Regions from separate parts of the Homo sapiens genome. Here region 1 is linked to region 2. Evidence: read pairs that join two places in POLR2A ChIA-PET (ENCODE). Cell type or tissue: A673. All regions are shown on one strand. Each heading gives the region's core, and the rest is flanking DNA. Links, peaks and the distances in the headings are about the cores only.

Region 1 (2,932 bases), core at 328-2,827, 70 kb before region 2:
CGCAAACAAAACTCAGGCAGAAGGTGCTGCCGGCAACAGAGGTTTCCAGCTGGCAAAGCAACACCCTAACGATCTCATGACACCCTGACATCTAAACTCATGTTCCATGGATTTGGCTTGGCGAGCACATCACTGACCAGTTAGAACACATGTGGCACAGGCTGCATGCCAGTAATGTGCAGCAGGACCATGTAACAACATGCAACCCTTTCCAACTATAACCCAAAAGGGTATCAAACCCAGAAATCATTTATTTCTCCAACAGGCAAATTCTTTACTACAATATTGTTGAAATTGTTTACTGAGAATGAATGAAAGATTAATTCTGAAAATAATACCTTTACTTTGGATAAAAGTGGAAAGTTAATATCCTGTGGTTGCTGACATTACTTTAAAAATCTCTTCTTCCACTCCTGTTAAGATCCCTTCCACAAAACTGGTTTTGCTACTATGAGTGTTATTAAAACAAAACCTAGGCCAGGTGTGGTGGCTCATGCCTGTAATCCCAACACTTTGGGAGGTGGAGGTAGGCGGATCACTTGAGGTCAGGAGTTTGAAACCAGGCTAGCCAACAGGGCGAAACCACCTCTCTACTAAAAAAAAAAGTACAAAAAAAAAAAAATAGTTGGACATGGTGGCTCATGTCTGTAATCCCAGCTACTCGGGTGGCTAAGGCATGAGCATCGCTTGAACCTGGGAGGTAGAGTTTGCAGTGAGCTGAGATCGCACCACTGCACTCCAGCCTGGGTGACAGAGCAAAACTCTGTCTCAATAAACAAAACAAAACAAAACAAAAACCTGAAATATTTTTAGGTTGGATTATGCCTTGTGAGTAGCATTATCATCACTCCAACATGGTTTAGGAAGCAAGCTCATTTGTAGCATGAAAAACTTTAAATACTAATACAGACAGTCTATGTTCAAAGCATATAAACAAACAGGGAATCACTATTTCTCTTAAAGCCATTTGTTTAGCTATAATTGCAGTCTACCAAGTTACAAATGTAATACTAATTCTTTATATTAACTGCCTACACACACACTTTTTCAAGGAACATGTGTACTGTTTTTGTAATTATAATTTTTGTAATTTTTTCCTTAAGCTATGTTTATTCGTATTATATAATGAAATTTAATTGTGTCTGTTGAATCAAATAATAAAAAGTCTGGGTTTATATTTTGTATGTCTGGCTCTTATTTTGTTTTTCTAGTAATTCACAGTATCAGTCCACAAGGTATCGGGAATTAAAATTTAATAAAAGAAACATTAGTCCCTTACTGAAAAATATTGATCTACCCCAAACTGCTAGAAACCAGCCAGTTATGCAATCATAGTTTTCCCTAGGGCCATATTTTCCCAAATTCAGGATGTGTTGCTTGGTAACAGACTAGGCATTAAATTACATTGAATCAGACAGTAGGAAAGTCATTGCGAGATGAGCTGTTCAGAAGAGGTCTGGGTCTTTGAGTAAGCATCAGTTAAGCTAGGTACAGGCTATATATCCCATTCCTCACAAGCTTGCTACCAGGCAAAATATCCCATTCCTCGCAAGCTGTTACAAAGATATCAAGTCACGGATTACATTCAACCAAAGGTACATACATTATCCAGCAGGCACCAAATCTGTTTTATAGGTCTAGAAAGTCCCAATTTCTTCCTGCCATTATCTAACTTGACAGACTTCCTCCCAGAGAGACACCAAGGTGTCCTGATGGCGGGACAAGCCAGTGTCCTGGTGAAACTACAGTGACTCTTGGGCTTCCCACCGCTCATTCATACAAGGAGGCACTCATCTCATGCATAAAAAATTATTCCTAATATCCCTCAGGCTCATTAAATCCTCTAAGGTAGATCTCTAAGCCAGTATTTGAAGTTCTAAATATTCAATACTAAAGATGTTAATTCCTTATGAGGGTTCTTGGAATAATAACTAACCACATTCTAAGGAGAAAATTAGAGAAGAATCATACCCTTTATACTAAATCACTTTCAAACTAAATTACCATACAATAATGCCATGGTCACAGGTTCCTAAAAATAAAATTTTAAAAAGGAAAAAGAAATTACAACACTATATAAAAATTTTATTACAATATTTCTACTGAAATAAAGTCTGTATTTAATGATAAGATGGCTTTAATAAATCTTCAATACTTGGTAATCTCCCATTTTAACAAAGAACAGACATTTAGCTTAGAGCCTTTGGCAAGTATCAGTATCCAATTAGAAGTCAGTGACATTGTTTTGTTTTCACTGTAAAGATTGTTACAGTTACTTGGTCTTAATCATATAATAATACTACAGTTACCTTTTAAAATAAGTTTTCTTAAATAAAAAGTGAGTAAATAGAACAAAAATATCAGATAATCAATAGTACAGGTGGCACTCATATAAGGTAAAAACTTAGGAAAATTGTTCCGCTAAATCATGCTTACTTTGAACCACCCCAACTCAACCTCCCCAGAGTTTCAGGATACAGCAGCTCACCAGTGACTGGGAGGGCAGCTACTGCTAAAAAGGCTTGGGGTTCATAACTTCCCCTAATTCCACCTCAAAGCATCACCCAGGTAAAACCTCATGGGATAATCCCTTCACACTGCACCCCTTAGAGACCATGCACTTTACAATTCAAATGTCCTTTAATGTTTGTGTTAATCAAATTTTAGCAATATAAATACGAAGGGGAGAAAGAAAGCTTTTAACACACCTGGGATTAAATGAAAAAAGACAGAAATCCCCTACACTAACACAGCAATGGAATTGTAGGGATTTTTCCTCCTTTCTTCTGTTTTTCAAGCTTTGTGATGATGTTACAGGTCTCTTGTAATCCAAAAATGTGATTAAAAAATAAAATATAATAGAAAAACAATGCAAAATCACACAAAGACATCTGAGTCTGATGTTATGAGAAATGGGATGCCTAAAACCAAA
Region 2 (2,932 bases), core at 303-2,802:
TTTTTGCCTTGTTTTGCAATTATATACTTATTTATTTATTCATATATGTGTGGCCTGTTTTCCATTAGATTCTGTCTTATCTGGACAGAGCCATGTCTGATTATTAACCTCTTTTATACCCATTACTTAGCATAGAGCCTGGCATATAAGGTTCAATGAATAATGCATGAATGACTTTTGTCCTAGTATTAAATAAGGGCCATCACAATGGATGACTTATTAAACAAAAGACAATGATTCCATCTTTATTAAAAGTCCAAAGAGGGGAAAAAGGAAATGAGTCTTTATTAAAGAATGGGGTTTACATTTAAATGCATGCTATAGCTGGATATCGGACATTAGGATGAGTTAGTTGAGCAAGGTACAGAACTTCCCTTCCCTAGGGGCTCCTTTCCCTTGTTCCCTGAATAGCACATATATCTGCCTAGATAACAGTGATACAGAAGATGAGCTCTTCTAGCTCGTGTAGCTTAGAGATGCCAACTCAATGGCTTAAAGAAGGAGAGAACAAAGGAGGAGAAGGAGAAAGAGAAGAGAGGAAAAAATGGAGGGAGGAAGGGGTGGGGGCCTATACGGAGGGTATCCAATACCACTATAAGACCAGAAGAAATCATTCATTTTTTCTAGATTATGCCAATGGCAATAAAGATTATGTCCTGAAAACCTTAGAGTATGAAGTCCATTTGGATAAAATGAAGTGAAGCCTAAGGCAAAAACTTAAGAAAGATCATATCCAACTGTCAGAGAAATCTGACAGTTTTCTCTACCTCCTTCAGCCTGTACTCCCTGCCACCCAATATCTTCATGCAAAATCCTAAAAGTCTGGGTCCCTCCTGCCATGGTTCTCTACATGCTCTCAAATACCAAATATACACTCGTGTCTACTCCCCATCAAAACTTACTGGGTCTAAGTTCTATTACTTTGAGCTCTTATTCTTCTAGCAGGTCACTGAGAGATACTATGCTTATGATATAAATGGCTGTCTATTACTGAAAATATCACTTCCTTAATTTACAGTCAATGTGAACTTCCAACTCCCTAATAAAAAATTTCATAGTCTAAGATTGTGGCATATTGTTTTATTTGTTAATAATTCTCCCTTCCCTCTCTGTCCTTGCCACAGTTCACCACGGGCTAAGCATATGACTTAGGTATACCACTTGATATAACACAAATCATTTCTAATCACTGTCATAAGGAAATGTTTTTCTTGCTCCAAAGATATCTTACTCCACAGATAAAATATTACACGAGCACCTTTCCACTATGCAGCTAGCATATGTCAGCTTGGGGAAGCAGTCTTACACTCACTGCCCATCACTTTGCACAGCAAACTCACAGACACAGGGGCCACAGTTTGGTTGAATCCATAGTTTCCACTGTTTCTTTTTGTATTTCCTCAAGATCAGAGGGTATTACGTCTTCTCCATGAAGTGGGTAGCATGTGGATTGGCTTCTTTCTAAGTACAACTCCTTTTCTTCATGAAGCCATCACCTTATCTGTACCTGAGCCCAGTACCCTGTCAGTTCTGTCCCGAGCAACTTTTCCACTCTCATGAATAATGGTTAACCAAAAAAAAAAAAACAAAAAAAAACTCTTCCTATAGCACAAGTTTTCAGTGACAAATGAACAAAAGCATCACCGAGCACTCATTTCTGAACAAATGCCAAAAGCTGATTCATTCTCTGCATGACATCGGTGGTTTCATCCAACCATAAAGTGAAATATCTGCTAGCGTGCACTTGATAGTAATCGCTCTTCCACACTCCACTCCACTGATATTATGCCACAGCCAACCATGTTATTTGACAAAGGAGTTTTGTCAATAACTTCTGGTTTCTCTCTAAGGATAATGTTTGTCTTTAACTTTCCAGCTGATTTTCCAAGTGTCTCTTCAATAATATGACTCATACTTATTTTGCTACAAGGATCCTTTAATGATGCTAATAGAATTATAATCTCTTACCTACCTTTAGCCATATAATACATTAATTTTATAAAGGAAAGCATTATTGTGTGCCTGTCCTAGAAAACTTCAATAGTATAACAGAGAAGCCACTGTGCTTTGTTCGAAAATGACACAAAAACATCCATGGCTTCATGCCACTATTGGACAAAGTTTCATAACAGGCAACGATTACGGATTCATTTGGTCCTAATGGGGATAGCAAGTCCAATAAAAAATAGTTTTGAGATAGTCATTGTCATATTTCCATTTGCACTTTTCAATTTCAGCTACTGTTCTGAAATTGTCACTCTCAGAGATTCCCTTGTCTCTATACATACATATTCCCATTTTATATGCAGTGGGATTCAGTTCTCTAAGTATGTTTATGGTATTCTGAAATGTAGCATTTACAGTACTATTTTCATCACTATTTTTACACTTCAATGAACTACTTTTGAACCACTTATCTAGTTTTGTGAAATGGGAATACAATTTAAGAACAGCAAAAACAAAAAATATTCTTTTAACAAATAAAAAATAAGTAAATGATATAAAAATTATATTAACAAACATGAAGTGGACCATTAACAAAATGTAAGCTATACGCACTCACCAGTGCAGTCTTTGCAGCACAAATACAATCTTAAATATTATAATAAGTTTTAAGAACATAAGGGGATGTCTGCTGAAATCATAATTAAATGGCCTATCTCAAGGCCCTACAGGCTTTGCAACACCCACACCACCCTTCTGGTCTCATTTCTGACTTCCCCCTTGTCATTCCACCCCATCATGCTGATCTTGCAAATCTTTGAACATATCCAAACACATTCTTTTCTCAGGGCCTTTGCACTGGCCATCCTGCAACTCTATCCCTCAGGTATTTGTATTAAGCAACTTCTCTTACCTTCCGTTAACTCTTTGCTTAAGGTCTCTTTCTCCATGAAGCCTACTCAACCACACTTACCCTGTCCTACTTTCT

Evidence for each region. Peaks named below come from ENCODE experiments on the same cell type or tissue, not always from the same donor. Only the 100,000 strongest peaks of a DNase experiment are listed, where the experiment ranks them.
Region 1: POLR2A ChIA-PET joins it to region 2 with 5 read pairs; 4 of 35 experiments call an interaction of 5 or more read pairs at or near these places.

The regions. Positions count from the first base shown.
Region 1 is chr2:196,515,367-196,518,298 of GRCh38, forward strand. All of the region lies in intron 1 of HECW2 (HECT, C2 and WW domain containing E3 ubiquitin protein ligase 2), which reads right to left. Among named protein-coding and RNA genes, the nearest start is that of HECW2, 77 kb to the right of the region's middle. In A673, for the core only: no CTCF peak of the experiment used is centred there; no DNase peak of the experiment used is centred there.
Region 2 is chr2:196,585,168-196,588,099 of GRCh38, forward strand. The region is part of intron 1 of HECW2 (HECT, C2 and WW domain containing E3 ubiquitin protein ligase 2); the gene reads right to left. Among named protein-coding and RNA genes, the nearest start is that of HECW2, 6.9 kb to the right of the region's middle. In A673, for the core only: no CTCF peak of the experiment used is centred there; a DNase peak (open chromatin) is centred at 1,684.